2 separate regions of the Homo sapiens genome follow, and region 1 is linked to region 2. Evidence: read pairs that join two places in POLR2A ChIA-PET (ENCODE). Cell type or tissue: OCI-LY7. All regions are shown on one strand. Each heading gives the region's core, and the rest is flanking DNA. Links, peaks and the distances in the headings are about the cores only.

Evidence for each region. ChIA-PET counts read pairs that join two places held together with the same protein. Peaks named below come from ENCODE experiments on the same cell type or tissue, not always from the same donor. Only the 100,000 strongest peaks of a DNase experiment are listed, where the experiment ranks them.
Region 1: POLR2A ChIA-PET joins it to region 2 with 14 read pairs; 2 of 35 experiments call an interaction of 5 or more read pairs at or near these places.

What each region holds. Positions count from the first base shown.
Region 1 is chr20:7,402,796-7,419,312 of GRCh38, reverse strand. No RefSeq gene overlaps it. Among named protein-coding and RNA genes, the nearest start is that of MIR8062, 39 kb to the right of the region's middle. In OCI-LY7, for the core only: no CTCF peak of the experiment used is centred there; no DNase peak of the experiment used is centred there; H3K4me3 peaks cover 1,168 bases; H3K27ac peaks cover 665 bases.
Region 2 is chr20:7,905,021-7,921,537 of GRCh38, reverse strand. It overlaps HAO1 (hydroxyacid oxidase 1), which reads left to right. Exons shown (of 8, transcript NM_017545.3): 3 at 7,119-7,374; 4 at 15,209-15,384. Among named protein-coding and RNA genes, the nearest start is that of HAO1, 27 kb to the left of the region's middle. In OCI-LY7, for the core only: no CTCF peak of the experiment used is centred there; no DNase peak of the experiment used is centred there.

The DNA.
Region 1 (16,517 bases), core at 3,147-11,146, 500 kb after region 2:
ACCCATGCAACCCAACTAGAAAAAGAGATGGTAGACAGAATGGTCACACTGGTGGTACGCAAGATCCACCATGAGAGACAAATCAGTGGGCAAAGTTTTGAGAAACAGGATATTGACACAATCCCAAAGTACCCACCCCCTGAAGATATTTACTCATTACAAAGGGAAAAATAATAACGTTAGAGTGAAATGATCAAGTAATTAGGACTAACATCATCAGTAATGAGACATCTCAGCCTCATGCATGAGCTCACCTAATCATAAGAACACATCAGACAAAAATTAATTGAGGATAATTCTACAAAATATCTGATAAGTGCTCTTGAAAAGTCCCAAGGCCATGAAAGACAAGGAAAAACCAAGCAATTGTCACAGATGGAAAAGACTAAGAAGACAGAGATGAAATGCAATGTGGGATCCTGGATTGGATCCCAGGCCAGGAAAACAACATTAGTGAAATAATTAGCAAAATTTTAACAAAACCTGTTACTTATTTATTAGTATTTCACCAATGTTCATTTCTTAATTAATTTCTTAGTTGTACTGTGATTCATGCAAAATGTTAAAATTAGAAGAAGCTGGGGGATCAAGGTATATGTAAACTCTCTGCACTATTTTATAACTTTTCTGTAAATATAAAACTATTTCAAAATTAAAAGGTTTTTCTCTTGCCAAAGGCAAATATTTGAACAATTATTTGCTAAGTGTTCTTTCCATTTGCCATTCTACTCTTTGTCAGTACCTATTTATCATTGGAATAAATTATTCAAAGGAGTTAAATAAGCATAGCTAATTATATGATATTGTGCAGGCAAAATAACCTCTTCACTTAATTTTTCACTTTTTAAATAGCTGTTTATGTTGTTTAACCTCAACCCAAAAGAGTCTTAAGAAGGTGATACGTCTTTCTATTCCCAAATATTTGTACACTCATACAACTCCTACCCAACTACATTACCTTTGTTAGGCTCTTATTTATTACGATATAAGGTATTTTTAAAAATATCTTATCATGGTATTTTATTAACTTTTCCTGAGCTTTTTTGGAAGAATGACTCTTCTAAATAGGTAATAAAGTGTTATACAAAGTGGTTTTGAAGAAAGAGTAACTCTCACAACTTATTTAAAAAGTGTGAATGCTATTCAATGGAGGAAGAATGAAAGTAAGCACTGTTACCATTATAGGCAGTGCTTAGAAAGTTTACTCTATGCTTCTTTCTTACCTTATATATACAGGCAAAGGAGCCTCCAATTTAAAAGAAAAAAAACTGTTTTTCACACAAACGTGTTCTCTCTCTGGAGGCATTTCAGTGCCCTTAAATCTGGCTGATTTCATGTACTTCTTAACAATATTAATGTCATTCACTGAAAAAAGTGGGTGTGAAGCACTGAAGCCCACTTAAAGAAGTACAGGCAATGTGTGCTTATTCTCTACATCAAGGACATTTAAGGATGAAATTACATTCTACAGATGATCGCCTTTCTTAGGCACCAGCAATGCTTGCATCAGGCTGTGTAGCATGCACAATGGGGAATATAAACGGGCCCCACCTTGGGGTTGCTTACCATCCAAAGGGGATTCCCAGACCATCTTGGAAATCCTGTGTAATCTGACTGCAGGCTTAGTAGGCCCACCTCAATTTGCACTCCAACCACAAAGTACCTGGTCTAAAAGGGAGTATCAACAACTTGAACTTAGAGATTGAACTTGAGTGAAGACCAGGTTTAAATGATTCTTTGTTCTATTTATTTTTTCCCCACATAAATGTAAATGAGCTCTTTATAGAAGTCATAGTAAATGCACCATTTTAGGGTTTATAGAGAATGTTTATTTAAAGTACTTAAAACAACCCAGTCTGTGGGCTTGGCCTTACCTTGCAAAATAAACAACTGCCCATTTGATAACCATTAGTGCATATACAGACTTAAAGTGCAAGGACTTAACATAAAGCAGATTCAAGCATAGCTTTCTAATTATGGAGTCAGAATGATGCAGTGGGTGGGGAGCAGTGGCTAATTATTAAGACTGTCTTGCTTGGAAAGCATAATGTGATGTTTCTAAACCATTGATTATTTTTCCCCGCTTACTTATTAGGATTGTACTGATGCTCCTTCCTTGTTGTTGCTTGGAACACATAAATGTGATGTTTCTAAGCCATTGATTATTTTTTCCCCTTTTGGAGAAGTTAATTCTAAGGAGATAAGAGACAGAGAGTTTATTTGGCTTCATATTTCATGCTGAAAGCTGTTGATGTTTCCCCTTGCTTTAAGTCTATAGCTAAATAAGCAGACTGTAATGAAATATTGAGAAATTTGATGTTTCTCTGAATCCAGAGGCCTAATCAGGACTATGTGAGTTCAGTCTTCCTCTCCTCGAATATATTATTTATTTCTGGCATTATTTCTCACTCAACTATCTTTTCAAAATAATTGTCTCAGCCTCTACTGTTTCTGTGGAGAACAGAGAAGTAGTAAAGTATTGTGAAAAGAGCATGGACATTGGAGTTTGGTAGGTTCTGTATGTGACATATTAAAAATAAAAACTGCTTGAAATCCTAGTATCCTCATCTGTCAAATGGGTGGGTAATAATACTGACAACATTGTTCTAAGAATTAAATAATAAAGCATGCACAATGCACTTAAGACAGTGGTAGGTATATATAAAGCATTCAAAAATGGTAGTCATTACTGTTACAGAAGCATTAAATTATGAAATATGCTGAGCTAGCACAAACTTATTCTGTGTGTGTGGATGTATACATGTTTACATTTGCTATGTGTAATCACACTATATGTTAAAGATAGTTGATCATAGACTATTGATTGATAGGGTACTCTAGTAACTCCAATTTTCCTTCAGTTCTCAGTACTCTGGAAAAACACTTGAAGATTGTAGGACATGTGGTAACAATTTTATATTCAAAACTATGGGAGATAAATTGTCTGCCAGTTGTTAAAAATTAATGTAAAACTATGGTAACTTAAAAAGTATACTGTTACTATAATAACAGAAAGGAAATCAATAGATTAGGAAGTAGAGATGCACACATAGGCAGATAAATAGATTTTATATATAATTACTGTGGCATTTTAAAACAGTGGGAGAAAATAGATTATTACACAATATTGGGACAACTGGTTAGTAGGTTGAATAAAAAACAAAACTAGACCTTTATTAATTTTACTAAAACAAATTAAATATAAAAAGTTTTTAAAATGTAATGAAAATATGAAAGGAAAAGATGACTGAATATTTGTCATCATTTTGTGGAAAAGAATAACCTTCTAACAATGTTGTTTAAACTGAAGGTCATAATGAAACATATTGATAAATTTGAGGTTTAAAAACTAGAAATCTCATGTAACAATAAACAATCATAGACATCATAAACAAGTGAAAAGACAGATAACAAACTGAGAATCATAGTGGATATTTAAGCACCAGGCAATGAGTTAACATTTATCATATAAAGACTGTCTTTATATATCATGAATAAAAACAGGGACACTCAGGAAAAAATTAAGTGAAATATGTAAAACATGAATTCATGAAAGAAGATAAATAAAAAGGCTAGTAAGCATTAAAATATGTAAATCTAATAGATAACTAAAAGTACAAGTTATAAGCACCATTGAAATGTCAACTTGACTAGAATAACAGAGCAAGAAAAAGTGAACATTGGTGATGATGTCATAAAATGGTCTCCACTGATGGAGAAAATGTCAATCAATATAATTTCTGGGGACAAAGCTGTTAATCACTGTATACTTTAAAAGTGCAATGTTGTCTTTAATTGGAAATCTTTGAAGAATTTACTCTAAGAGAAACATTTTGCAATTGTAAAAAGATTTTTGTATCAGAATTTGCACTATCTTTCTTTATAATATTGAATAATTGATAATTACCTAAGTAGTAACCATTGGGAATTGAAGACATATGCCACCTAACTTTGGTTATTAAACATAATGATATAGATTTATACTGAATGACAAGAAAGTCAGGACAAGATTTCCACATGATAAAGCAGGTTTTTTCCAAAGTTCCACAGTGAGATATTCCTTATGTAAAATTGCATAACCTATAAGGTAAGAAAAAAAAGCTAACGTTTTTAGATATTGACCTTATAACAGATAACAGTGCTAAGTACTTCTGATTCTTTATCTCATTTAATTCCATTGCAATTCTGTAAGGTAGGTGTTGTGGGAAGTCAGGAACCCCGAATGGAGGGACCGGCTGAAGCCATGGCAGAAGAACGTGGATTGTGAAGATTTCATGGACATTTATTAGTTCCCCAAATTAATACTTTTATAATTTGTTATGCCTGTCTTTACTGCAATCTCTGAACATAAATTGTGAAGATTTCATGGACACTTATCACTTCCCCAATCAATACCCTTGTGATTTCCTATGCCTGTCTTTACTTTAATCTCTTAATCCCATCATCTTTGTAAGCTGAGGAGGATGTATGTCACCTCAGGACCTTGTGATGATTGCATTAACTGCACAAATTGTTTGAAGAGCATGTGTGTTTGAACAATATGAGATCTGGGCACCTTGGAAAAAGAACAGGATAACAGCAATGTTCAAGGAACAAGAGAGATAACCTTGAACTCTGACTGCCGGTGAGCCGGTCGGAACAGAGCCATATTTCTCTTCTTTCAAAAGCAAGTGGGAGAAATATCGCTGAATTCTTTTTCTCAGCAAGGAACATCCCTGAGAAAGAGAATGCGTCCCTGAGGGTAGGCCTCTGAAATGGCCACTTCAGGGGGTGGCCGTCTTTTATAGTTGAAGCTGTAGGGATGAAATAAGCCCCAGTCTCCCGTAGCACTCCCAGGCTTATTAGGAAGAGAAAATTCCTGCCTAATAAATTTTGGTCCAACCGGTTGTCTGCTCTCAAACCCTGTCTCCTGATAAGATGTTATCAATGACAATGTGTGCCCTAAACTTCATTGGCAATTTTAATTCTGCCCCGTCCTGTGGTCCTGTGATCTCGCCCTGCCTCCATTTGCCTTGTGATATCTTATTACCTTGTGAAGCATGTGATCTCTGTGACCCACACCCTATTCGTACACTCCCTCCCCTTTTGAAAATCACTAATAAAAACTTGCTGGTTTTATGGCTCAGGGGGCATCACGGAACCTGCCGACATGTGATGTCCCCCCCAGACACCCAGCTTTAAAATTTCTCTCTTTTGTACTCTGGCCCTTTATTTCTCAGAATGGCCGACACTTAGGGGAAATAGAAAAGAACCTACGTGAAATATCGGGGGTGAATCTTGCCTGATATCTGGCTGAATTTCCCCCATAGGTAGGTACTGCACTTTTTCTTATTTTAAAGATAAGAAATCTGAGGCCTAGAGGGTTTGCTTATTTTTTTCTTTTATACTTCAGAGCCTATGGTGTGTGTGTGTGTGTGTGTGTGTGTGTGTGTGTGTGTGTGTTTGTGTGATCTGTCAGTCTGTTTAACTAAATATTTTCTAACAGTGGTTTAAGGTACTTGCTTTTTAAATAAACTTCCTTATTTGCTTTACTACATTTTAAAAAATAACTAGAAGACCTAGCAAGATGAATCAGGCAAAAGAAAAAAATAAAAAGTGTCCAAACAGGAGAAGGAGAAGTCAAATTATCTTTCTTCACAGATGATATGATCCTATACTTAAGGACTCCACAAAAAAAAAAAAAAAAAAAAAAAAGGACTCCACCAAAAGGCTCTGGAAACTGATAAAGACTTCAATACAGTTTCAGGATACAAAATCAATGTAAAAAAGTCAGTAGCATTTTAATGCTTGAATAATGTTCAAACTGAAAGCCAAATCAAGAACACAAACCCATTTACAATAGACACACACACACACACACACACACACACACACACACACACACACAAAATCCTAGGAATACATCTAACCAAGGAGGTAAAAGATCTCTACAAGGAGAACTACAAAACACCACTTAATGAAATCAATAGATGATACAAACAAATGGAAAAACGTTCCATGCTCAGGGATTAGAAGAATAAAAATTATTAACATGGCCATAAGGCTGAAAGCAATCTGCAATTTCAATGCTATTTGTATCAAACTATCAAAGTCATTTTTGACAGAACTAGGAAAAAACTATTCTAAAATATGAGTCAAAAAAGAGCACGGATAGCCAAAGCAATCGTAAGCAAAAAGAGCAAAGCTGAAGGGATCACATTTAACCAACTTAAAACTCTACTATAAGGCTACAGAAACCAAAATAGCATAGTACTGGTACAAAAACAGACACACAGACCAATGGATCAGAACAGAGAACCCAGAAATAAAGCTGCACACTGACAGTCATCTGATCTTTGACAAAGTGGACAAAAAAAATGGGGAAAGTACTGCCTATTTAATAAGTGATACTGGAATAGCTGATTAGCCATATGCAGAAGAATAAAATTGTACTCTTACTTTTCGCCATATTCAAAAATTAACTCGAGGGATTAAAGATTCAAATGTAAATCCTCAAATAAAAGAATCCTAGAAGAAAACCTAGGAAACATAATTCTGGACATCAGCCTTGGGAAAGAATTTATGACTAAGTCCTCAAACTCAATTGCAACAAAAACAAAAATTGACAGGTGGGTCCTAATTAAGCTAAAGAGTTTCTGCACAGCAGAAGAAACTATCAACAGAGAAAACAGGCAACTTTCAGAATGGGAGAAAATATTTTAAAACTATGCATCTGACAAAGGTCTAATATCCAGAATCTATAAGGAACTAAAACAATTCAACAAGCAAAAAACAAATTACCCCATTAAAAAATGAGGAAAAGGCAGGAACAGATAACTTTCAAAAGAATATATATAAGTAGACAAGAAACATATTTAAAAATGTTCCACATCGCTAAACATCAGAGAAATGCAAATGAAAACCACGATGAGATACCATCTCACACCAGTTAGATGGCTATTATTAAAGAGTCAAAAAAAAAATAACAAATGCTGGTGAGGTTTCAGAGAAAGGAGAACACTTATACACAGTTGGTGAGAATGTAAATTAATTCAGCCACTGTGGAAAGCAGTTTGGAGATTCTTTAGAGAACGTGACCTATCATTCAACCCAGAAGTTCCATTATTGGGCATATATCCACAAGAAAATAAATTGTTCAGCCAAAAAGACACATGCACTCATATATTCATTCACAATAGCAAAGACTTGAAATCAAACTAGATGCCCACCAAATGCTGGATTGGTTAATGAAAATGTGGTACATATACACCATGGAATACTAGACAGTCTAAAGAAAAATGAAATCATGTACTTTGCAGCAACATGGTTGCAGCTGGAGGTCATTATCCTAACTGAATTCATGCAGGAATAGAAAAGCAAATACTGCATGTTCTCACTTACAAGCAGGAATTAAACATTGGGTCCTCCTGGAAAAAAAAAGGTGGCAATGATAGATATTGGGGACAACTGGAGGGAAGAAAGACGAAGGGGAGAAAGGGTTAAAAAACTAACTATTGGGTACTATGCTTACTATCTGTGTGACAAGATTGTTTGCACTCCAAACCTCAGCATCATACAATATACCCACGTAACAAACCTGCACATGGTACCCCCTAAATCTAAAATAAAAGGTAAAGTTATTTTAAAAATAAAAATAAAAATATAAAAAGCACAAAAAATGACTATCCTTTTACCAAACAAAACTAGTTGTTTTTATGAAAATCAAAAGAAAAAGAAGGATGTTTAGTGATTTTATTTTTTCTGAATGGGATGTAGACAGAAAAATTCCATATGGAATTTTCTGAACTCTTTTTCAGGATATTATTAAAAGGTTATTGTGTTAGTCCATTCTCACACTGTTATAAGGAACTACTTGAAACTGGGTAATTTATAAAGAAAAGAGGTTTAATTGACTTACAGTACCTCAGGCTGGAAAGGAAGCAGGCTGGAGAGGCCTCAGGAAAGTTACAATTCAGGCAGAAAGCAAAGAGGAAGGAGGCACTTCTTCCTCCTGGACAGAGCAGGAGGAAGACAGTGAAGGGGGAGGTGCTACACACTTTTAAACAACCAGAACTCGTGAGAACTCATGATCATGGGAGCAGCAGGGGAGAAGTCCGCCTCCATAGTCCAATCACCTCTCACTAAGCCCCTCCTCCAACATTGGGGATTACAATTCTACGTGAGATTTGATCAGGAATATAAATCCAAACCATATCAGTTATTTTAAGTCGATTCTCCAAGGACGGGCTCTATTTTCTTTTCGAGATACATAGGGCTCATTTATTTTATTTGGGTATTAAAAAGTGAAATTCCTAAAGGTATGTATGAGTTATCTGCTTCCTGCACTTTGAGCCTCTGTCACCTTAACAAGTAGGGTTGCAGATATATACAGCTATAATTCCAGATGCCATTTTCTTATTCTTCTCAACAAACTTCACTAAATAATAATAATAATACTAAGCTAAAATCCTGATGATTTTCTAAGACACGAATGACATCCAAATTTTAAAAGAAGTCACTATTCTAATCATTTGATTAACATAGGATTAAATTATCATTTCTTGGGATCACTTGTTTATAGCCCTTTGATCACTACAAATAGGCTTTTTCGGGAAATTAATATTCCGCATTTTGTACACAGGATCAGAAATCATCATACATGCTGAGTGACAAATTTGTTCTAGTTAATAGTCCTCTCATGGCAATAGCATAATTTAGGAGCAAAGCAATTCTACTGGATACTGAAAATGTTTAATGGAATCTCCAATTTCTCCATGCAGACAGAGAATTTTGTTTTCTAAATGCTTTAGCTCATCACTTTTCCCTGAGCATTCATCATCTGGGTACAATATCAATCAGAAGAGAAGCAGAAGAATCATTTGTACTGCATAACCACAAAAGCCAAGGACAGAATGTTCTCTCTAAACAGACTTAACTCAATAAGGGTTGCTCAGGTAATGACTTTTCATGGCTCTTTAAAAATTGTATTTCAACATTGTGGTTTCAGGCAAAATCACACTTACTCACTTGACACAATGGTCAGAGGACACCATATGGAGTACGTTGGAATAGAATGCCACGTTTGTATGAGGGCTAAGGGATTTTCCTTACATGTTTATAACTGGAGGAAGCAATGGAAAGGTATAATCTTCCACAACTTTTCCGGCTGTTGTGTGGATGTCCTATTTACATGTGTTTGAGCCCTTTAATGTTTAGCAATTAATTTGACTGAAGATGTTCTTCTGTGCTTTAACTTCATTTTAAATTTCAGTTTGAATGTAAGAAAATTATAAGCCTCATAGAAGTTCAAATATTAGTGAAAAAATAGTGCAGAAGGAATAGATCTTCCAAAAAAATATGACTCCCTGAAACCCATCCTTCAACAACCACCACCTGCTTCATTGTACCATATTAAGTACAATAAATTTTACTTCATTATATTTTATGTACACACTATTTATGCACTTTCAAATTACTGTTTATTACCTATGTAAATTTGTTATTATTGGTTATTTGATACATTTTCATCTGTTATAAATTTATTCATGTCTTGGGGTTGAAATTGATGCATATTTTTTCCATAAAAATAATAAAAATATATTGATTTCACTTAATATATTTTACTTAGACTCAAGGTCTTCAGAAAAAGATAAGTCATTAAGTATGTGATTAGTAAACCAAATACAAAAAAGATAGAGTAAGGAAAGACTATATGAAATAGCCCATTTCCTTCAGGTGCACCCACATTTGCCTTAGGGCCTTAGCACTTCTCATTCTGTTGGTTGTAAAAGAAAAAAATATAATATGTTTGAGTTATGGCAAACCCAGTGTTTAATGTTTATGAAGTGCCTGCCTTCTGGAAGCACATTATTGGAAGTCCCTGGCAAGCACAACCATCTGACGTTAAACATAGCATAGAGGTGATGAAGATTAAATTTGTGCAGAAGCTGACAATTCTGTTGATACGTTCCCAAGTCTCACAGCTGAGGTATAGGTCTAAAATTAAAGTTGTCATAGGTGATATTATTACTAAGTTGTTCTGAAAGGCATCACTTACTCCATATAATTGAAACAGAGTGTCTCCCTACAAAAATTAACATGCCATAAATCATATGGGTTTTGGAAAACGACTGGCTTTCAACAGGGTTTTATTTAATGAAAATTAACACAATAAAATGTCTTCATTGCAAGAATCATGCTGCAATGGAACCCACTCAAAACACATGGCTTTCATTTTTTTCTTGACAGACTAAAACATCTTGCCAAAATAAGATAGGCAAAAAGAAAAAAAATGATTATTTAACATTCTATGATTTGTAATGGATGGAGCAATAGAGAATAACAGTGATGAATACCAGAATTGATCTCATGTCACCAACTTAGAACTTTATTTTGGTAGCATATTACAGTGACGTGGTAAAAGTAGCCAAAGTGTTACAGCAAAAATGAAGAGTGGGAAGAAAATTCAATGTTGTTCCTTAAGAATTATGAATTGAGAAGTCTTTTAAAATGTTAGTTCAGCTGAGACTTTCTGATGAGTAGGAAGGTGTGAATAATTTGCTTTGAAAAGTAGTCATTTAAAATTGCTGGCTATTTGGCAGCTAACCAGAGCAGGTAATATGTAGCATACTTTTTGAGAGAATCACTTAAAGCTCAAAGATCCTTCCAAAATAACATCTTGGCTCAATGAATCTCCCAATAGAGAATGACCACTTGTGTACATTTATATTAAGCACATTTAGTCTGAAACCAAGTTAAATGAGACATTTGCAAGATCTTCAGAAAATTAATTTATACTGAATTTGGTATGACAACAAGAGAGGGAATATTCTCATAGATTTCTGGCCTGCTAACACATAAGACATGATGTTTGTGTAAATGTAAAAGTGCGTTAAGTATAGTTTATGAGTACATTTGAGAGGAAAAAAATTAAATGCCTCTATTAAAAAAGGAAAACATCTAAGATAATGTTAGCTATTCAATGTGAGCATCTTGAACTTTGATATTTATTTGGTTTTCTTTTTTTTTTTTTTTTTTTTTTTTTTTTTTTTGGGTCGAAGGGTGGTTGGAGTTTTGCCCTTGTCGCTCAGGCTGGAGTGCAATGGCGCGATCTCGGCTCACTGCAACTGCCACCTCCCCGGTTCAAGGAATTTTCCTGCCTCAGCCTCCAGAGTAGCTGGAATTACAGGCTCCGGCCACCACGCCTGGCTAAATTTTTGTATATTTAGTAGAGATGGGGTTTCACCATGATGGCCAGGCTGGTCTCGAATGCCTGACCTTAGGTGATCCATCTGCCTAGGCCTCCCAAAGTGCAAATTACAGGCATTAGCCACCATGCCTGGCCTATTTATTGTTATTGAGAGACAATTTTCTTTTATAATATGGGCAAAGGAGAGACAAGTGTTCAGCTAAAAATGCATATATTTCTTAACTGTGATATTGCATATGACTATAACCATAATTTAAAAAAATAGCTAACCAAACTGATCTGATATTTATAAATTATAAATAATAAATGATAAGCAGGTGCCAGCTCACACACAATAGATTCACTTACCAATCTTCTCCAGTTACTTATCAAACTTGTCTTCTAGAATCCCAGATGGATGTTGGCAACATGTCCATGATAGTGCAGAGGTGGCAAACACCTTCTGCCACCCCTGCTCCCAATAACATTCTCATGTTTATTAATAGGGAAATCCAGGTGGGGAAAATTTTACTAGACTAGATGAGCCTCCATGGGTCAAGAGAAGGGGGCAAGACTCCACCTCCTTTGAAATAGAGTTCAGTATGCCTAGGGTGCACAGTTTAACTGTTCTTGGATGAAAGATAGAATATCTATTGTTGAGATGGGATTATTACTGAAAACTATTAGATGTGCCTATACCTATGCCTATTTCAAACTTATGATTTGGATTATTTTTGAGTTCTTGTAGCTGTGAGCACTAAATTCTTGGGGTAGAGTGTTTGACTGACAGTTTTGATCCCAGTATTGAAGTCATCTTGTTTAGCATTAGAGTGGCAATGGGTAGGGTTGCACTTTAAGCTTTAAGGAGTGGAATAGCTGGGAGAGTCTCTCATATTCTGTTTTCTAAGTGTGTACTTCTGTGTCCTACAGCTTGCAGACTCAGCTCCAAGGGCAAAAGTGACTGTAAAATCTGTTGTCCAAAGTGGTAATCAGATTCACAGCCATGCCTATAATTAAAATGTGGCCTCATTTTTCAAGTTGAATGATTGGGTCTTGTTTCTGAAATAATTTTTACCATATTCTATATGTATATGTTTGATATTGCAAAGTCAATGACCCCCAAGACTTAGTGGCTTAAGCATTAAGCATTTTGATATCTCAAGAGTCTCTGTCACCTAGCTGGTTCCAGGTGAGCTGTGTCAGCTACAGTGTTGGTTTGTCTAGGCTTTTCTCAGAGAGAATGGCTCATCTCTGCTCCATGACACACCTCAGTCTCCAATAGGTTTACCTGGCGTTATTCCCAGTGTGACTTGGCTGGGTTCTGAGAGAGAGTTGAGGACATGCAAGTCTTTATGCTACATTCTGTTGGTCAAACCAAGTCCTCTGCATTCAAGAGGTGAGGAAATAAATGTCACCTCTTGATAACAATGACTTTATAGTCATATTACAGGGAGAAATATATCAGGAAAAAAAAATAATTTTTGCAATTAATCTACCTCATCTCTGTTTTGGCAACTGGATCCCCGTTTGATTTACTAGTAAATGATTTTTGCCTTGATAATTATTCCCAAAACCATAGGTTGAAAAAAATTAAGAAATATTATTATAAAATTTTGTAACTTGGAAGCAAAGATAAGATTTTAAAAGGAGAGAGAGAGAAGAGAAGAGAAAGGGAGAGAGAAATTATTCATATTAAAGCATCTAAAATGATAATTGTATCTGTCATCTAAGCAACAATTGGAAGTTATAAAATAATGAGTGATGCCTTTAGCATTAGCATTTGAGAGAAAATGTCTCTCAACTGAGAAATCTATGCCCAGCAAACTTTCCATCGTTTATGCAAATAGTATAAAAACATTTATAAAAGTGCAATTTTATAACAATTGTCCTTTTATGCTTTTTTTCTCAAATAAATACTGCAGAATATGCCCCAACAGAACAAGAGGGTTGGTCTTTAAAAAAATCAAAATAAAAACATACAATATCCAGGAAGGAGACAGTACTTCCAGGAGAGTTGAAAAAAATTCCGATTCGATAATAAAAGAAGATTTGGGGATGATAGCGTTACAGAAGTTTAGAAAGGAACCAGCCCAGATTGAAACAAGTGGACAAAAGAGAAGAGTGAAAAAAAAAAAAAAGAAAAGAAAAAACAAGTTACAAGTTACATTATTGGGTTTTAAAGTATCAAGAGAAGAAATATAATTTTGTCAAATAACTCAGAGATGGATTACATAGAATTCGTGACAAAAACCCAAATAATTTTATTTCTAAAAAATTATAAATTATAAAAAATGAGTTGTAAACAATGTGGTTATAATTATTATCATATAATATTTGACTAAATAAAATTATTATATATTAGTATTTGACATAATGAGAAAAAAGGAATTGTGTATGTTTGTGTGTGAAGAGATGTAGAATTCTATAGTAGGCAATGCATAAAAAGAAAAAGTTCTCAATAAATAGAAGTACATTACTATCCTTTGGTAAAGAGACATGTCAGTAGAAAAAATTAAATGCATTAAAAGTGGTTACATCTGAAAAGGGAGAATTAGGTGGTAAGAAGAGTGAAATGGGAGATTGACATTTATCATTATAAGTCCTACAAATATTTCTGAAAATTTAAACCATATGCATGTTTAAATTTGACAAAAATTAAAAAGTTTAAAAATAATTGTTTCATTTGAAAATATTTCATTGCCTGTTATGCATTAAATTTTCAATGTAGCAGGATTAGTGAAGATTAACTGATGAAACAGTTGAACACCTGAAGGAGGTGAAGAAACAAATTATGAGAATATCTTAGACATGAGCATTGTAGCTAGATGGGACATAAAGCAGTGGAGAGACGTATCTCTGCACCCATCAAACTGTCACCATTACAAGTAATACCCACTATTGGTAGAAATGTAAATTTTATAGAATTTTGGATCAGCAATCTGGCAACATCTATCAAAATTAACCATGTGTAACCGTTGTCTTTATATTACCTGACTCAGTGTTCATTTGGTGCTAAAAGCCCCTCTTGAGTGACTGTTTGTCAAAAAAACCTTTACAGGCAAATGGTTTTAATGTCATGGCTGCCTGAAACAATTAATAACATTTGGTACAAAACTCATAGACTAATAAACAAGCTCAAAAGGAAAAGCTGAGGAATGAGATGTCCATGGGGCATTCCAAAGCTTTGATGTATTCCTGGGAACCTAGAAGGCCACTCAGATGTGTAACGCTGTGTGCATGCTCAGGAAATAAATTAAAGAAGATATAATTGAGCTCTGGATTCAGTGTAGTTCCCATCAAAATTTCTACTATCTTTTTTTTTTTTTTTTTTTTTTTTTGCAGAGACAGATATCTGATCTTAAAAGTCATATGGTAATATCTAATAGCCAAAGGTATATTTAAAAAATGATGGGCACAGTCAAAGGCCTGTAACTAGTGTTGTACAGCATTAGAACTAAGATTGGGTTTTCCAGTTTTAAAGAGTTGTTAAAAAGAATGAGAATGGTGTAAAGAGGAGCAGCCACTGAAACCACAGTCCTCAAAACCTAAAATATTCACTGTTAGGCTCAGAAGAAAAACAGTTTGCCAACTGTGACAGTCTGCACTGTCAATTTCTGAGATGATCTTTTTAAGTTAAACATACACTCTCATGCCTGTAATTCCAGCATTTTGGGAGCCTGAGACAAGAAGATTGCTTGAGCACAGGAGTTCGAGACCAGCCTTGGCAACACAGGGAGACTCCATCAATCACTATATCAATCAATCTCATATATATATGTCTACATATATATGTAATTTTACATATTTTATACGTATGTATTACAATCTCATAAAACAACAAACTAATATTTCCCTTGTCAAATATCATCTACCAATTTCAGGAGAGCTGCTGGGAACATTTCTCAGGATGTTCTTCAGGCAAAGAGATGTTAATTTTCATCAGCTTTAGCCTTCTTAGGAACACTCTCTTTGATGGTGCAGGCTTAGAGAGTAGGTGAGAGCTTTGCCAGAGACTTCTGAGAATTGTAGTTATTCCTGGTGGATTTGTGGGGACTTCCCAGTTTTGTGCTTCAGCTAAGATATTTAGTGATTTTATTTTTCTCCAATATTCCTGCTGCTTTCCAAACTTTGTTTCTCCATGCCATCCTACATATATGGAAACTTCTGTTTACACTGAAGAGTTGCACACCATCATTCTGCCACATTCTAGTTGTCAAGCAAGTTAAGGCGGGACGAGGTGTTTTCATTTCGTGAAGAAGAATGCCTAACAGGAACAATGGCTTTTCATTAAAAAGATGCAGCCAGATGACGACAACTACACAAAGAGGGAGCCAAAATACATACTCTCACTTCCCTCTTTTCTCCCTATCTCTTGATACTGGTCCTATTGGCCCAACTAGACAGGAAAATACATCCATACAGATCAGCCACAACAAGGTCAGTCTCTCAGGTAGAAAGCAGTGTAGAGAAAGATGGAGAGTAGATCCAGAAGGAAAACAGAAGATAGTCAGCTTATTTATCAACCAGAAGAAATTGTATGAATGTAAGTGTAAACACAAATATAATTGTAAATAAATATATTATTATCCAAAATATATGAAGTGAGCAAATTAACAAGAAATCTATACATAAGAAGAGAGAAATAAACAAAGTCTATAACAGACATTTTAGCAAAGAGAAACTCTAAGCTGCCAATTCATGTATTAAAAAAAACACGGCATTACTAGTAATACACCATGGAATACTATGCGGCCATAAAAAATGATGAGTTCATGTCCTTTGTAGGGACATGGATGAAATTGGAAATCATCATTCTCAGTAAACTATCGCAAGAACAAAAAAGCAAACACAGCATATTCTCACTCATAGGTGGGAATTGAACAGTGAGAACACATGGACACAGGAAGGGGAACATCACACTCTGGGGACTGTTGTGGGGTGGGGGGAGGGGGGAGGGATAGCTTTAGGAGATATACCTAATGCCAAATGACGAGTTAATGGGTGCAGCACACCAGCATGGCACATGTATACATATGTAACTAACCTGCACATTGTGCACATGTACCCTAAAACTTAAAGTATAATAGTAATAAAATAAAAAAAGAAAAAAAGAAAATGTATGTAAAAAAAAAGAAATATTACAGAAATCAAAACAATAGCTTACCACTGCAAACCCTTTAAAACTAGCAACAACAATAAGTGTAATAATAATAAATTTGACATCCTGAAGTGTTGGCAAAAATGATGCAAGATAGGAATGCTAATTAACAACTGGTTGGAGTCTTAATGGGTACTCCCACTTTCTAGGTAGACTGGCAATATTGAAGAAAAATGGAGATCCATGTACCCA
Region 2 (16,517 bases), core at 2,992-10,991:
GCTCTCTATAGTGGCTTATTTAATTTACATTCCCTACAGCAGTGTATCAGCCTTCTCTTTTCTCCACAGACTCACCAACATAGTATTTTTTGACTTTTTAACAAAAGTAATTCTGACTGGTATGAGATGGTATATCATTGTGGTTTTGATTTGCATTTCTTTGATGATTAGAGATGATGAGCATCATTTTCATATATTTATCAGCCTCTTTTATGCCTTTGTTTGAGAAGTATCTGCAAATGTCCTTTGCCCACTTTTTAATGGGGTTATCTGTTTTGTCATGTTGATTTGTTTAAGTTTCTTAAAGATTCTGGATATTAGACCTTTGTTGGATGCATAGTATGCAAATATTTTCTCCAATTTTGTAGGTTGCCTGTTTACTCCTTTGATTGTTTCTCTTGCTGTCCTTTGCCTATTTTTTAATTGGGTTATTTGTTTTCTGGCTATTGAGTTGTTTGAGTTCCTTATTTTTTTTTTTGGATATTAGCACTCATTAGATATACACTTTACAAATATTTTCTCCCAATACCTGTGTTGTCTCTTGATTCTGTTAATTGTTTTCTTTGCTGTGCAGAAACATTTTAGTTTCACACAATTCCTTAAAAAACTAAAAATAGAATTGCCATATGATCCAGAAATTCTACTTCTGGATATTTATTGAGAGGAATTGAAATCAGCATGTTGAAGAGATATCTGCACTTCTATGTTCGTTATAGCATTATTCATAATAGTCATGATATGCCATCAACCTAAGTATCCATTGACAGATGAATGGATAAAGAATGAGGTGTATGTACACAAAGGAATACTATTCAGCCTTTAAAAAGTGGGAAATTCTGTAACAACATGGATAGACAGATACTATATGATCTTACTTATATGTGGAATCTAAAAAGGTAGGTCTCACAGAAACAGATCATAAAAAGGTGGCTACCAGAGGCTGGGAGAGGAAGGAAAAGAATGAGGAAAGTGACATATTGATCAAAGTTGTACAAAGTTTCAGTGCGACTGGAGTAATAGGTTTTAGTGATCTATTGTACTGCATGGTGTCCACAGTTAATAGTAATGTATTGTATATCTTAAAATTACTAAACGATTAGGTATTTAATGTTCTCCCTACAAAAAAATGGTAAGTTGGTGTATTAGTCCACTTTCACACTGCTATAAGGAACTGCCCGAGACTAAGTAATTTATAAAGAAAAGAGGTTTACTGGCTCACAGTTCTGTATGGCTGGGGAGGCCTCAGGAAGCTTACAATCATGGTGAAAGGGAAAGCAGGTATGTCTTACATGGTGGCAGGTAAGAGATCCTGTGTGTGAAGTGAAGGGGGAAGAGTCCCTTATAAAACCATCAGATCTCGTGTGAGCTCACTCACTAGCATGAAAACAGCATGGAGGAAATCACCCCTATGATCCAATCACCTCTTTCCCTCAACACATGGGGATTACAGTTCCCTGCCTTGATGCGTGGGATTAAAATTTGAGATAAGATTTGGGTGGGGACACAAAGCCAAACCTTATCAGTTGGTGAGGTGATGAATATGGTCATTAGCTTGTCTAAATTTGTCTGCAATGTATACATAGATCAAAACATCACTTTGTACCCCATAAACATGTGCAATTACTATTTTCCAATTAAAAATAAATATAAATAAATTAAAAATAATTGCAAAGGAAAGCTGGCTGTGGAGAAGATTAACAAATAATGACATTAAGAAATTCAGGTCCTTGGCAAAATTAGAAATACATACAAAGCTATCCAGAACTTATTTTTCCAAATGCATTAGGCGTCCTCTCACCTTACCCTTTACAATTGCATGGCTTCAGAGATTACACAGAAAACGTTCAGAAACATTGCCCCAGTAGATGATCTTGCAATGCTATGAAGTAGGCAGAACAGCTGTGGCTATAGCAATTGTGCAGATAGAACGTACTTCATGGATGGCAAGACTGGGACTCTAGGACAGGCTTTCAATCCATTCTACCCTGTTGTTGTTCTGAAATGAAAGTTTTATCTCCCAGTTTATATAGGTAGCCTTATCTTTGATGCTTCAATACCTGAGACCTGGCCAGTGTCCCTTTTAGTGATTGTATGTGTGTGTGTGTGTGTCATATGCAATTTCCTTATAGCAATGGCACAGTGTATCACTGTTTAATTAAAGAAGAGAAAGAAATGCCAAACATACGAATAAAGTCTGAATATATCTGTAACATTAAAAGTGTAGGTGTCTATCTTTGAAGATATGTCTTAAGGACAATGAAAGAGTCAGTGAGTAAGAGAAGAGAGTCCTGGGATTTCATACAAGATCAGTGTTACTTGATGGTGTAGGCTCCTAGGTATTTCATCTTTAGGATATACCGTCTATTACAAAAGCCAAGATTTTTAGATTTGGATCAACATTAGGGAACTTCATTCTAGGCAAGAGCCAGGTTTTGCCTTTATGTTAATATGACCTCAGCTGTGAGCTCCATTTTGCCAGGCATCTTAAAACTGCAACACATATCATTGGAATCTTCCGTTACAGTCTAATACATAGCCACACATTGGGAGCAAGAATGAAATCCAACCCCTGTCCTTTGCAAAATGCAATGAGACAGTGTCTGCTTTGGGAGCAGGGAGTCAGAATTTCATTGTGGACAATGGATAAGGTGAGTAAAAGGGCTTAAAACATTTGTGCTTTCAAGCCATAGGCTAGGATAACGATAGTCAGAACTTTTTGATGAAGTCTGACCATGCTACGCCATTTATAAAATTTTGAAGCTTGTAAGTATTACCCCAAAATGAGCAGTGTGAACTCAAAGGGTTTATCATTGTCTCTCAGGCAAAGGTAATATTTGAATTATTTAGCAAAGGACTTTGAGCAATTGGAAGAGATACTCAGCTGCTGGTCTCTAGCGCTCTAACAGGGTGGATGCCCCCCGCTCTGCCGGCACTGATGTTTAAGTTGCTGGATTATGAGGAAGTCTGGGGATTCCTTGGGGAGAAAAGGAAGTGATGACATATTGAAGCACAACGACATATTGAAGAGACTCGGGGGCTGGGGTGATAAACTTCAGAGCCGTGGCTATTTACCAATTGGAGTGTAAGTATTTTAATATTTTAACAAACATAATTGCCATTCTGGTATGTACCAACTTCATCTCAGATCTGTCCTTAAGAAATAGGCAAATTCTTTATTGCCTCTCTGAATGGTTCATATAAATTCCCAGGCTCCCTTAGCTCATTCTAACATAAAACTGTATTAAAAATAATGAATGTAATTCATCAATAATTTTCCTTTGTCATAGCAAATAGTCACAAGTGGATTGAGATCAGAGTGATCACTCATATTTGTTCTGGGGAGAAGGGAGCCTGCTGTTTTGCTCCTGTTTTCTCCTAGGACTAGTATTTTAGCTTCAAATGATAATACCTTAGCACAGACTCTGATATTCCTCCTACATGCAGGAGCATTCTCTTGGAATAATTTTGGGGATGCCAATTCAAAATTTCAGCCATGTATGATTTACTTATTGGAAAATAATCACTGAGCAGCAATAACTCCAGCAGTTACTTGTATCAAGGTAGAATCAAGAAATAGATGGTATGGACCAAACTTGCTTCTCTCTAAATATGCATACCCAAGTGATTTGGGTAAAATGTTTGTGAAGGGCTTACATTTCCTGCAAGTCAGATGGTTTAAGAGAAGTAGAAATTATGTGTGTTTTGCAGCATTTTGGTAATCTGTGTGGAGTGTCTGTAGATATTTCTCATGAGTTCAAGGGAATCCTTTTGTGGATTTTGATGTTCCTATTGGCAGAGCTGCTGCTTGACTACATGATGTCTTTGTATTAACTACAAAAACATGCCCTATCATCTGAGTGATTTTCTCTGCCAGACCCCTTTGTGCATCCACACTCTGCACCTCCAGTGTACGGAGGACCTTCCCACTGGATTCTAAGATTCCATGCCTTCCCAATGCATGGCAGTGTCTCTCATGCACATGGCAAACCTACTCTCTTGGATGTCACTGCCCTGAAATATTGAGGGAGTACATTTATCTAGGCATGGTACCAGGGAGTCATTTAGACATGTAGGGAGTCTAGAAAGATCATTGCCCTGGGAGAGTGCTCAGCCATGCTGAGTTCTCCTACTTTGTTGCTCATTTCTGTGTGACCTTAGGTAACATCCTCTTCAGGACTTTTTTTTTTTTTTTTTTTTTGACAGGGAGTCTCATTCTGTCATCCAGGCTGGAGTACAGTGGTGTGATCTCAGCTCACTGCAATCTCCGCCTCCTGGGTTCAAGCAATCCTAGTGCTTCAGTCGCCTGAGTAGCTGGGATTACAGGCATGCGCCACTACGCCCAGCTAATATTTGTATTTTCAGTAGAGATAGGGTTTTATCATGTTGATCAGGCTGGTCTTGAACTCCTGACCTCAAGGGATCTGCCTACCTTGGCCTCCCAAAGTGCTGGGATTACAGATGAGAGCCACCAACCCTGGCCAGGACATAATTTATTTCAGGTGAATTGATTGTTGGAGGATTTTGATCCAAGCAATCAATGTCCCTTGGTGTTCCTTTCAAACAGCAGTAAGTGACCTGAATTTATTTTCCACATTTCCAAATCTTAATGAAAATCAGACAATGGTCTATATGTTCATTTGTGTTCTTACTTAATAAAATGTGGGTTTTAGACAATATTTTGCCAGTCATGAATTCCTATAGAAGGAACTCTTTGGGAGAACAGACTAGTGATCTATAGACATGATGACCTCCAACTCAGATCTTCTGTAGCTAACCACTGACCGGGAGAACATGTATGAAAAACATCTTCAAAGGCATTGAAAAATTAACATTTATCAAAAACAAAATACATTTTATTTCATTTGAACTTAGACCTTTACTATCTAATGGCTATGGTACTATTTAAATGTCAAAGTGTGATCTAGCATCAGCCTAATCTGGTTAGAAATGCAAACTCTTGGGCCACATCTCAGACTTACTGGACCAGAAGCTCTGTGGGTGGGACCCAGAAATCTGTGTTTCATTCACATGCCCTCCAGGGGATTGTCCTGCTAAAGTTTGAGAATCATGGAAGCTTTTTAACCTCTCATTATAGCTTTATAAGCAGCAACTCACTGGATTCCTATCAACATCCTGTGAGTGTCATTTGGACAAGTATATTTATACCCATTTGATGCATGGTAGGCACACAGATGAGTCAAATGACTTGAAGGAATAGAGTTTTACATAATATACTTTTATATATTTATACTTCTAATATATTTATACTTTATAACAGATTTGACTGTTTTATATATTGCATATAAACATTATATCAGTTTCTCCTCCACTAAGGCTGACTCCAATTTTACTCCAATTTTACTACCAATTTTTGGAAGAAAGCCTACCTATCACTCATGTTCTCTCAAGTACCCTCTAAAACTATTAGTTAGATGACTCTATTTAATTTTCCATTTATTTGCCCGTTTCTTGCTACCTTTCCCCCCAAAATGTAACTGCTACCTTGCTCAAAAGGATGTGTCTACTTGGGATATCTAGCACACACATTTTATGAGATTTTAAAAGACAACATAAATGGTAAACTATATATTTAATACAATTTTGAAAGACAAAATTTTAAAATTAAAAAGGAAGAAAAAAATTAAACTAACCCCATAATTCTCCCACCCATCATTAGCATGTAGTTTGTTTAGATTCATCTACCAATAAGTAGAATTGTACAAATTTGATATCATGTAATACATGTCATTTTGTAAACTTTTTTCTTTCCTTAATATATCTATATATCATAAACATTTTTCTATGTCTATATTATTTTAAAATTGTAATACCCAGAGTTCTCCAGAGAAACAGAATTAATAGGATCTCCCCCTTGGAGATTTCTCATCTTTTTCTCTCTCGATAGATACAGATAGATACATACATAAGTCTATCTCTCTATCTCTATCTTTATCTCTAAAACACCTATCCATAGATAGACATTTTTAGGAATTGGCTCATGTGTTTGTGGAAGCTTGCAAGTTCAAATGTGCAGAGTAGGTGGGCAAGCTACCAGGGAAATGTTGATGTTGCAGTTCCAGTCTGAAGGCAGGCTCCTTGCAGAATTCTTCTTTTTCTTAGCAGTCTTACTTCCCCTTCCTCTTCCCCTTCTCCTTCCCCTTTCCCTTCTTCTTCTCCTTCCCCTTCTTCTTATTCTCCTTCACAGACTTATTTTTAAGGCCTTGAGCTGATTAGATAAGACCCACTCACATTATGAGGGATAATCTGCTTTACCTGTAGTCTACTAATTAAAATGTTAATCTCATCTAAAAAACACCTTCATAGCAGCATTCAGACATGTTTCACCAAATATCTGGGCACCATGGTTTAGCATATTGATGCAGAAAATTGATTATCATAATAATATTATTTTTTTTTGAGATGTAGTTTCACTCTTGTCACCCAGGCTAGAGCGCAATGCTGCAATCTCAGCTCACTTCAACCTCTTCCTCCTAGGTTCAAGCGATTCTCCTGCCTCAGCCTCCTGAGTAGCTGGGACTACAGGCGCCCATGACCACGCCCGGTTAATTTTGTGTTTTTTTAGTAGAGATGGGGTTTCACCACGTTGGTCAGGCTGGTCTCGAACTCCTGACCTCAGGTGATCCACCCGCCTCAGCCTCCCAAAGTGCTGGGATTACAGGCGTGAGCCACTGTGCCCAGCAATAATATTAATTTTAATGGGTGTGTTCATTTCATTTTATATATGACCTACAATTTAACCAATCCCCTAAGGCTGGATGTTCAGGTTCTTAATATTTTTTGCCCGTATTTACAGACACCTTTGACTATTGGATTTATTTTGTTCTTCAGGAACAATATACAAAGTGTGGAAAGAAATGTATATTTCTAATCATTGGAAAATAAACACTGAGCAGAAATAACTCCAGTAGCCATTTGTATCAGAGGAGGTAGAATCAGGAAATAGATGGTATGGGCCAGACTTTCTTCTCTCTTTAAGAGATTTGACTTCATATTGCCAAATTGCCCTTCTAGATGTCTTTACTCATCCAACTACAATTCAAAGGTTTGGGAGGGTAAGCAATGCCAGGCCCATCTTGATCATCCCCTTTCTTTCTCAGCCTGTCAGTCCCTGGGAACGGGCATGATGTTGAGTTCCTGGGCCACCTCCTCAATTGAAGAAGTGGCGGAAGCTGGTCCTGAGGCACTTCGTTGGCTGCAACTGTATATCTACAAGGACCGAGAAGTCACCAAGAAGCTAGTGCGGCAGGCAGAGAAGATGGGCTACAAGGCCATATTTGTGACAGTGGACACACCTTACCTGGGCAACCGTCTGGATGATGTGCGTAACAGATTCAAACTGCCGCCACAACTCAGGTAACCATGATCATGTGGGCCCCGAGCTGAGGCGAAAGGGATCTTGACTGGGAATGTTAGGGTCTGGGTTCTACTGATAGCAACGTTGCTAAACATCTAGTTAATCTTCAGCTAATCACATCCCTTTTGTAGACATCACTTTTTTTGAGATACACAATAGAAACAGAAATGGCCTCTATAAAAGTCCAATAAATTTTCAGACCAGAGTGCATTAAGGGCTTTGGCTTTGGGAAGTATGAATTGCTATACAGATGGAAGATACTGAATTTTGCCCAAGCAGCAGTTTATTATTATCATCCTGGTGCCCTATTTCTTTGTTAAAGTCAAAGAGCCACCTTTACCTTTTATTTTTAATGGTACATGGGACAGCTAAGGCTAAGAAGATTGAAGAAAGAAAATAATGAAGGTTTAAAAAAGCCACATCTTTGATCCCTCACTGTCTACTTCTTCTTTCAGCAATATTCCTTTCACTGTGGTTCATCCATGGGTCAAGATTCATTGATTCATTCACTCAAATCATTCATCTTAGCAAAAACAATATATCACATAATCTGATGTTGAACTATAAAGGTTTCATCAGGTCATTCATTCACCCTGTCCACAAGCTGTGAATTATTATCTCTTTCCTGGTTGTATTTTGGGATTACAATCATCTTGAGTCAAAGCTGGAAACTGAGTGGAAGTCTCTGGGAAAGACTCAAACCTCCTTAAGCTATACACCTCTTTTCCCCATCAGATTTTCCTTCCTTCAGTTTCCACCAAAATGTGCTCTTGGATTTTTCATATGAATGTATAATGTACCTCAGGCCTATAAGTATTTTAAAAGGGATCAAAATCTTAGTTTTAATGGAGGACATTTTTATGATGGACTCCTACAGCATCCATCAGAATATGTAAGATGATGAGGAATGTCTTCCTGTGTTCCCAGATCTCATGCCACAGAGGCCCTTGCTTACTCTATGTTTGAATTGTATTTGGAAAAAAAAAAAAAAACAAAAAACTAGGGCTAGCAAAATTGAAAAAAGATAAAAGACGAAAGAAGCCACATGTAAACATACTGTGTTTACTCTTCTAAAATATTAAAAAATGAAAAGATCCAAAATCAAATTAATATTCCCCTGGAATTTCATATCTATTTCAGTGACTGTGGAGTGAATCTCACCACGAAAGTTGCTGCAGTCTTGTATAAGTTTCACATAGTTTTACTGTGTTTGTGCCTATGTGAGAATAAACTACTGTGCATAAAATCTTGCTGTTGAGCCATGTGTGAATTAGCTGTGTGATGTTACCTCCCTGTTACTACCAGGCTGGTTTAGGATATCATTTCTGTATGTGGCACCAGGATTAGACCAATGACAGAAAAAGAAAGTGCTCTCCCTGCCAAACTGGCCAATAAAACTGTTCCACATATCCCAGACTCAGGGTTACCTAAACAACCTGTGTTTAAAGAGAACAAAAACAAAAGCCTCTGACATAGTCTTACTCCTTGCCAAATTCGTCAGAAAGCTGATGGATTCAAATTCCCCCAATATGAATCCCGTATTTACATTATTTCTCTATTTTGACTACTTTTTTTTTTTTTTAAAGACTTTCTAAATAGTTTCCCACTATCGAGGCTTCTTAGAGGAAACATTTCTCATTATTTCCCCTTGGCTATTTGAAAAGGAATTTGTTCTTCCTTTTCCTCCATCTCTTAACACTACTACTACTAACAATAGTAACAACAATAGTAAGTACAGTAGGGTTTTTTGTTTTGTTTTTAACTTAAGACATACTTTCTTGTTCTGGATACCAAAATATGTTTCACAGAGGCATCTACTTAGATGGGGTGCAGATGACACAGTTGTTAATTCTGGCAGGTACCTCTTGCTTCTTCACTGCTGGGGCTACTCAGTGAGTGGCAGGAAGGTTGATTTGCTTTCCCCCCTTTTCTTTTGCTCCTGGGCTCCTTCCCAGATGATGTGACGGGCCATGAAACAAAGACTCTTTTCAGCTGTCGGTGTGCATAGAACTGGCTGCGGCTTCCTAGCTTGTCACATCTCCGGTCTGAAGATGATCAAATAATGAGCAACACATCCAGGTTATAGGGAACACGGGAAACACCCCGCAGCTGGGTGTACCCCAGCCCCTCAGAGTGCACATTGGTGTTGTTTGTCCTAGTGGACTTCGGAGTAGGCCAGTGCCTTCTGGTCAGTTCCTCAGTGGCCCACATTCAGCTCTTAAAGGCAGAGCATGCTAACGGGAGGTCCAGGCTTCCGCCTGAGGCCAAATACACCCCAAAAGCTCATCTGTTATAGCCTGATATGAAATCGGTTTCTTTCTGCAACTGACCTGACTCATAGAAAGTGAAGCCTGGCTTTTCATAAGTGAAGTTTGGCAGGCAAGGGAGGCAGGAAATCCAGAGGAGAATGAGCCTGTAAAGCATGGCTCCTTCCAGCCCTTGTTACTTCCTCTGCCCAAGTGTGGGGGAGGGTCCTGTCTCTTGGCATCTGGGCCCAGCAAGAGTTCAGAGGTTTGGTAGTCTCTGCTTGGTCCATATGCAAAACACATGTATGTGTATACATTATTAATGGCAAGGGGGTTCCTGAAACTGAGAGGGAGTAAGGAGACTTCTCATCTGCTCTTGGAAGAAGCAAGGAATGAAGCCAGTTCAGTAGACTGATTCCTGAGGCTTTGGGGCAGGAACTTTTTCTTTCTCCATATCCCCATGGAGATGGTTCATTTACCCTGAATTAAGATTTGGCCCTTCGGTGCAGTGCCAAGGCAGTTTAAAGAGAAGAAAAGTAATTTCTGATCATTGACTAAGATCAAGGTAAATCATGACACTTATCCTTTCTATGATTTGCCAGTGACATGTTTTCTTAAGCCCAGAAATGATTTATTGATCGCAGCAGCCAGAATATATCACACTAAAACAGATCAGCCTGCCACTGTCTTCTCAGGTCTCTCATGATTAAAGTGGCCTGCTTTAAAGTAGACTCAATGTGAATAGGTCTCCATGACCTCTGCCTCACTGCGTAGCACTCACATCCTCACCCACTCTTGCACTCTGGCTTCCCTGCGGTTCTTTCAATATGCCAGGCATGCTGGAACCCCGGAGCCTTTGCACTGGCTGTTCCCTCTGTCTGTAACAGTCATTCGCAGAATCAACGCATGACTAATAGCCTCACTTCCATTGAGTCTTGACATTAGGAATGGATATACATGTCTATATTGGGAAACCACAATAAAAATTGATGGTAGAGATGCAAATATGAGCAAGATAACAGGGTGGGGGCAGGGGAGAGAGGTCAGTGGAGGACTTGGCACAGTAGCCTCTTAAATGGCACAATAGCCTCTTAAATTTTTGGTTAAGAAATCATTCACATTGATAAGTATGGCAGGATAAAGGTGTCCATGAGTGAATCCCGGGAACCTGTTACTTTATGTGGCAAAAGGGACTTTGCAGATGTGATTAACTTAAGGGGCTTGAGATGGGAAGATTTTTCCTGTTTTTATCAGTAGGCTTGATATAATTAAAAGGGTCCTTATAAGAGGGAAGCAAGAGTGTCAGAGTCAGAGAAAGAGATGAAATGACAGATGTAGAGGTTGGAATGATGTGGTCAGGAACCAGGGAAAGCAGGGGGTATCTAGAAGCTGGAAAAGACAAGGGAATAGGGCTTCCCCTAGATTCTCCAGAAATACAGCCCTATTGATATCTTGAGTTTAGTCCAGTGAGACTTATTTTAGACTTCTGACATTTGGAACTGTAATATAATACCTTCATGTTATTTTTATTGCTGTTGTAACAAATAACCACAAACACAGTTCTACTAATTTCTTTCTCAAGGTAGCTTCTCAATTTTGCCAACGCTGGTTACCATACATACTTAAAGTTTCATTTTGAGTCTCTGAAAACTCACATCTCTCTTAATCTGCTCTACTTTTTTCTTGGCTTTGTATAGTGCTTATGTTCTGCTACACTTTGTAATTTATTGATTATGCTTACCATGGGCAGGGATTCTTAACTGTTTTATTTATTTATATATCTTAAACATTGAAAACACTGGCATGTAGTAGATGCTTAATAAGTAATTGTTGACTCAATCGATAAAATATACTAGAACATACAAGATTTTCCCAATGTAACATAACTAGTAAGAGGCTGAACCGGGATTTGAACTCAAAATTCATTCCCTGAACCTTCTTCTAGCAGCCACATTGAGGAAGAAATTACCAGGGCTGTGTTCTCAACACAAGTGTTTTCCGAACCACAGAATTAAAGGCTGGTGGCCCATGTATCAGTGTCTGTATTTATGAGCCCCTCTTTCAATCTCTTTCTTTTCATATTGTGTTGATGCTGTAGCTTCTACTGGTCATGTTATTTTTTTGTTTCCCAAGACGGAATTATGTGGCTTTATCTTTAATGTTGCATTATCAATACTTATAATAAATAATATTATGTATTACTCAATATTCATGATTAATAGTGTTACTATTGGTTATTTAATAATGTTTAACTTACATTAGCAGTTGTTACTATTTTTATGATGCTAAATTACTAACAGCTAAAACAACTTCTATATTAAAAAGTATATTTGAGTGCCACTCAAGAGATAATGAGTACCTTACAAAGAAGAAATCTTGTTTCTCACCTTTGCGTCATTAAACAGATCAGGATTTGGAGAATTAAGCCCTAAGTAATAGTGTTATTATTTTGATCTCACCCCTTTTTTTCTTATGAAATGGAATACTTTGGTTATCAGAAGCCACTTTAAGCATATATATATATATATATATATATACATATATATATATATATATGTCATAATCCGAATAAAAATAGCATTCATGGAGGTTTCTTTTGGAGCCTTTGGTAAAACACTCCATCGTGGGTCTCTGTCAAGATATCTGAAAACTTTTTCTTGGCTTCTGGCTTTGAACAAAGTTTCAGAGTAACAACAAGGCTTCATTGTGCACTGAAATTTCTGTAAGGCAACATTCATTCAAGTGTTGATTCGCATTTCACCATCCAAGAATAACAACAGTTATTTATATAATTTTATCCACGTTTCTGTTTTTTCCTATCCATTTCACCCTTTCACCCCACCCCTGCTGAAACACTGGAGCTTGTTTGGGATGGGGGTGGGGTGCCATGCAGACTACATACACATACAGATGTTTTTCTTTTTCTTTTCCCGGTCTTGCTATGGGATAGACAGACTGGACTTTTTCTTATTAACAATATTATTTAAAAGCTTGGAATTTATTATCATTTAATCATTTGTATGTAATGAAATAGGTCTCCATGGTAAAGATGTGTTTATTGACCAGCGGTTAGCTTTATTCAAATTAGGGTGACCATAGAAGACCAAGGACTATGATATAATGTACAATCCTAAGTGGTTTGATTTAAATAAAAAGAAAGACCAGGCATTTCAGCTAAAATCCCCACCAAAGCCCAATGACTAGATGGGCATCCATATGACTCAATGAAATTTTCTATGATCTTAAATGGCCATCTGAGTCCGTGAAACTATAGGACTAACTATTCAATCCTTATTGAGAAAGCCTTGTTAATAGCTTGAATTGAGTTATATGGGATAGGAATGTTCATATCTTTATGACAATATATGCCACCTAAGCTACATAACCAGCTGTGTTAGCTAAAATACTCTAAAGTGTAAAAAATCATAGTTTTCTATTAAAGGAAGTCATGATTGTTAAAAATAATTTTTAAATAGTGTGCCTAGATTCTTCTAGTATAATATATAATTTTTTTTTTTTTTTTATTTTGAGACAGAGTCTTGCTCTGTCACCCAGGCTGGAGTGCAGTGGCTGGAGTTGCTCACTGCAACCTCGCCTCCCGGGTTCAAGCGATTCTCGTGCCTCAGCCTCCCAAGTAGCTGAGATTACACGTGCCCACCACTATGTCCGGCTAATTTTTTTGAATTTTTAGTAGAGACTGGGTTTCATCATGCTGGCCAGACTGGTCTTGAACTCCTGACCTCAGGTGATCTGCCCACCTCGGCCTCCCAAAGTGCTGGGATTACAGGCATGAGCCATTGCGCCCAGCCGATATATAAATTTTTATATGGCTCCATGATCTTCTCTACATTTAATGACAGAACTGGTGGAGGGGAAGAAAGAGATGGGACTAAGCCAGAGATCAATATACATACAACTATACTTTGACCAAAAAAAGGGAGATTGACTGGCAGGGGAATTAATAGTATGCAGAAGAGCAAGGTGAGTCCAGTCACTGTCATTATTCAAAAACAGCCTTTCAGGAGAAGTTTGCAACTGAATTTGGGACTGTGGGCAGATAAGTCACAGGAATGATTCTATTGTGTATCCTGAAGTCATCCATCCAGCTAGGAGTCAGAGGTGCAGGCTGAAAAGACATTGCCCCTAGAGTGGGGAACTGCCAAAATCTAGCCAGGATATTAGGCCAAGAGAAAAGACCTCAGGCACAGGGGAAGCCAGCTTCAGAATCTTAGAGGTGAGTTAGAGAAATACTGGGCTAAGCTGGGTCAACAAAAATAGTCATACGGGAAGGAAGCAACTCAGTGGTACTTTGTCTCAGGTTGGGTTCTCCTAGAAGCAGGCTGTGAGCCTATGATTTCAGTGCAAGTAGTTAATAGGGAAGGTGAAGGGAATACTGCTAGAGGAGTAGGAAAGTGAGGCAAAGGAGGGAAGGCATTGAACAAAGGGCATAATACCAAGACAGCTACAGTCGGGGCAACTGAAGCTTAACCCTGCTGGAAAATTCTGGGAACTTAGGCAGAATTTATCTCAGAGTTAGTCTACCTAGCGGTGAGGGAGCTGGGGTATTTACACTTCAACATCCCTAATGCCTCCAGTCTGCTGTGTGGATTGTGACTCAGGCCCAGGAGCAAGAAAAAACCACTGGCAGAGAAATGAAGGTATTGATAATTGAAAAGCTCTTGTCGTTGTCAAACTTGTCTGGAAGATTAGAGAAGTTTGAGTCAGCAGACCGAGAAGTTCAGAGAGAACAACTAAAAGGGGGAGGGAAAGGCAAGAGGTGACAACTCATCTGCTGGGAAACAGTTCCCACTTCTCCCATGCCCACCACCACCATCACTACTGCAATAGCAGGCAAGAAGGAGTCTACAGGGGCAACAGACAGTCATGTTAACACCTGTTACTGCGGTTCCAACCTCTTCTAGAATTTTCTACAAGGGCATTGGAAGGTTTCCTGAGGTCAGGTGCAATAACCAGGAGGAAACTGAGATCTGAGCAAAGAGAATAGTGTTAGGAATGAAGTCAAGGGACCCAGTTTGGAGCTCAAATACTGCTATTAGCTAGTTCTATATTTGAGGCAATTCATTTTGTACCTCTGTTTTTATTTTCTATGGGAATCATAGAGTATCAATGTTACTTTCTAAGAGTCTTTTAAAGAAAAATTGTGATAATTTTGGCATACAAAACCCTTTGTAAATTATAATGCACCATAAAAATGCTTTTTAAATTGTGATTAATTTGCATTGCTGGCTGAAAATCGTGTCAACTCTATTGTCTATATCCATAAACTGGCTTAAAAATGAGATGTTTGAATATGAACACATTTTTTTTTCTTGAAACAGATTTGTTTGTGTAAACACAGCCTAAGATGTAAAATAAAATTTAGGTCACTGATTAAGACCACTAGAGTATCACATTTAGTCTAGAGTCCTACATCAAAATATGGAAAATATGTGTGCAATTGACTTATAGATAAATGAGCAGTGAACAGCCAATTGATTTGAAAAGGGTAACATTTTTCATTGAATGAATCATTGGAAACGTATTTCTAATTTGGCAAATTTCTCATTTTATGCATTTCTTATTTTAGGATGAAAAATTTTGAAACCAGTACTTTATCATTTTCTCCTGAGGAAAATTTTGGAGACGACAGTGGACTTGCTGCATATGTGGCTAAAGCAATAGACCCATCTATCAGCTGGGAAGATATCAAATGGCTGAGAAGACTGACATCATTGCCAATTGTTGCAAAGGGCATTTTGAGAGGTTCGTTTATTTCTCTACTTGAATTCATACTGACTTTGTGATCCTTTGTGGATACGTTCATAATATTCTTAAAGGAAAATAACAAGGAAAAATTAACATGGAAATTGAGAGAGACATTCCAACTCTCAATTCTCTGTTTTCATGTTAGTGAGTAAATATTTCTTCATTCTTAGGTAATATTCTGAAGCAGAGCTAAACTCTCATGAAGCACAAAGTGAGCTTTTTCAAAGAATTGGGATGCTATTGCCTTATTTCAGAGCTGTTACTGAATCATGAAGCCTGGCAAGATCTTGGTAGAACGTCATGAGTTCATTGCTTTACCTGAAAGCTGCAACAGTTGCTCTCAGACCAAAGAGAAGCCCCAAGGAGATATTATGACAGACAGACTTGTTTTAAGAGCTTTTACTCTTTTTCTTGTGCTCCCTCCAGTACAAATGGCTAGGACTAGTTTTTGAGTGTGGTCAAACCCACATCACCTCTCTGAAGAGAATGGCTGACTAGTATGGTCAAATGCTCAATTATCAAGCCATGGGTAATAAGAAACTTAACTATTTCCTCCAGCATCCCCATGTATTCAGATCCCACAGGGAGATACCAATGACTATAATAATTTTGGAGTGTAAATGTGTTTACCCACAAAGGCAAGAAAACCTTTGTGGTATATAACCTTTGGTTATATAGATAACTGCCAAAAACTTTTTTTTAACTGAAATGTTTGAGTAAGTGACTTTAAGATGAGAGTCTGTCCATTAATGTATGTCTATTAAATGACTTTGAATCAAAACTTTTTCATAGATTTTACTTGAACATGTCTGAGTCATGTGGTCCCTATTTATAAAGGTCTACCTACTTTGACTATTTAATTTTATGTGTGAAGAAATGAGCTTATAAAAGTAAAAGAAATTAAGCCCAGTGCAGCATTTAAGTAGTGGAGATATGTTTAAATCCAGATGTTCTTATTCTGTGCTTAAACAAATTAAATTAGTTTTTTAAATCGATATATAATAGTTGTACATATGCATAGAGCATATAGTGATGTTTCAATACCTACAATGTGTAGTAATCATATGAGGGTAATTAGCATATCCGTCATCTCAAACATTATTCTGTACTTCTACAAAAATTGTTCACTG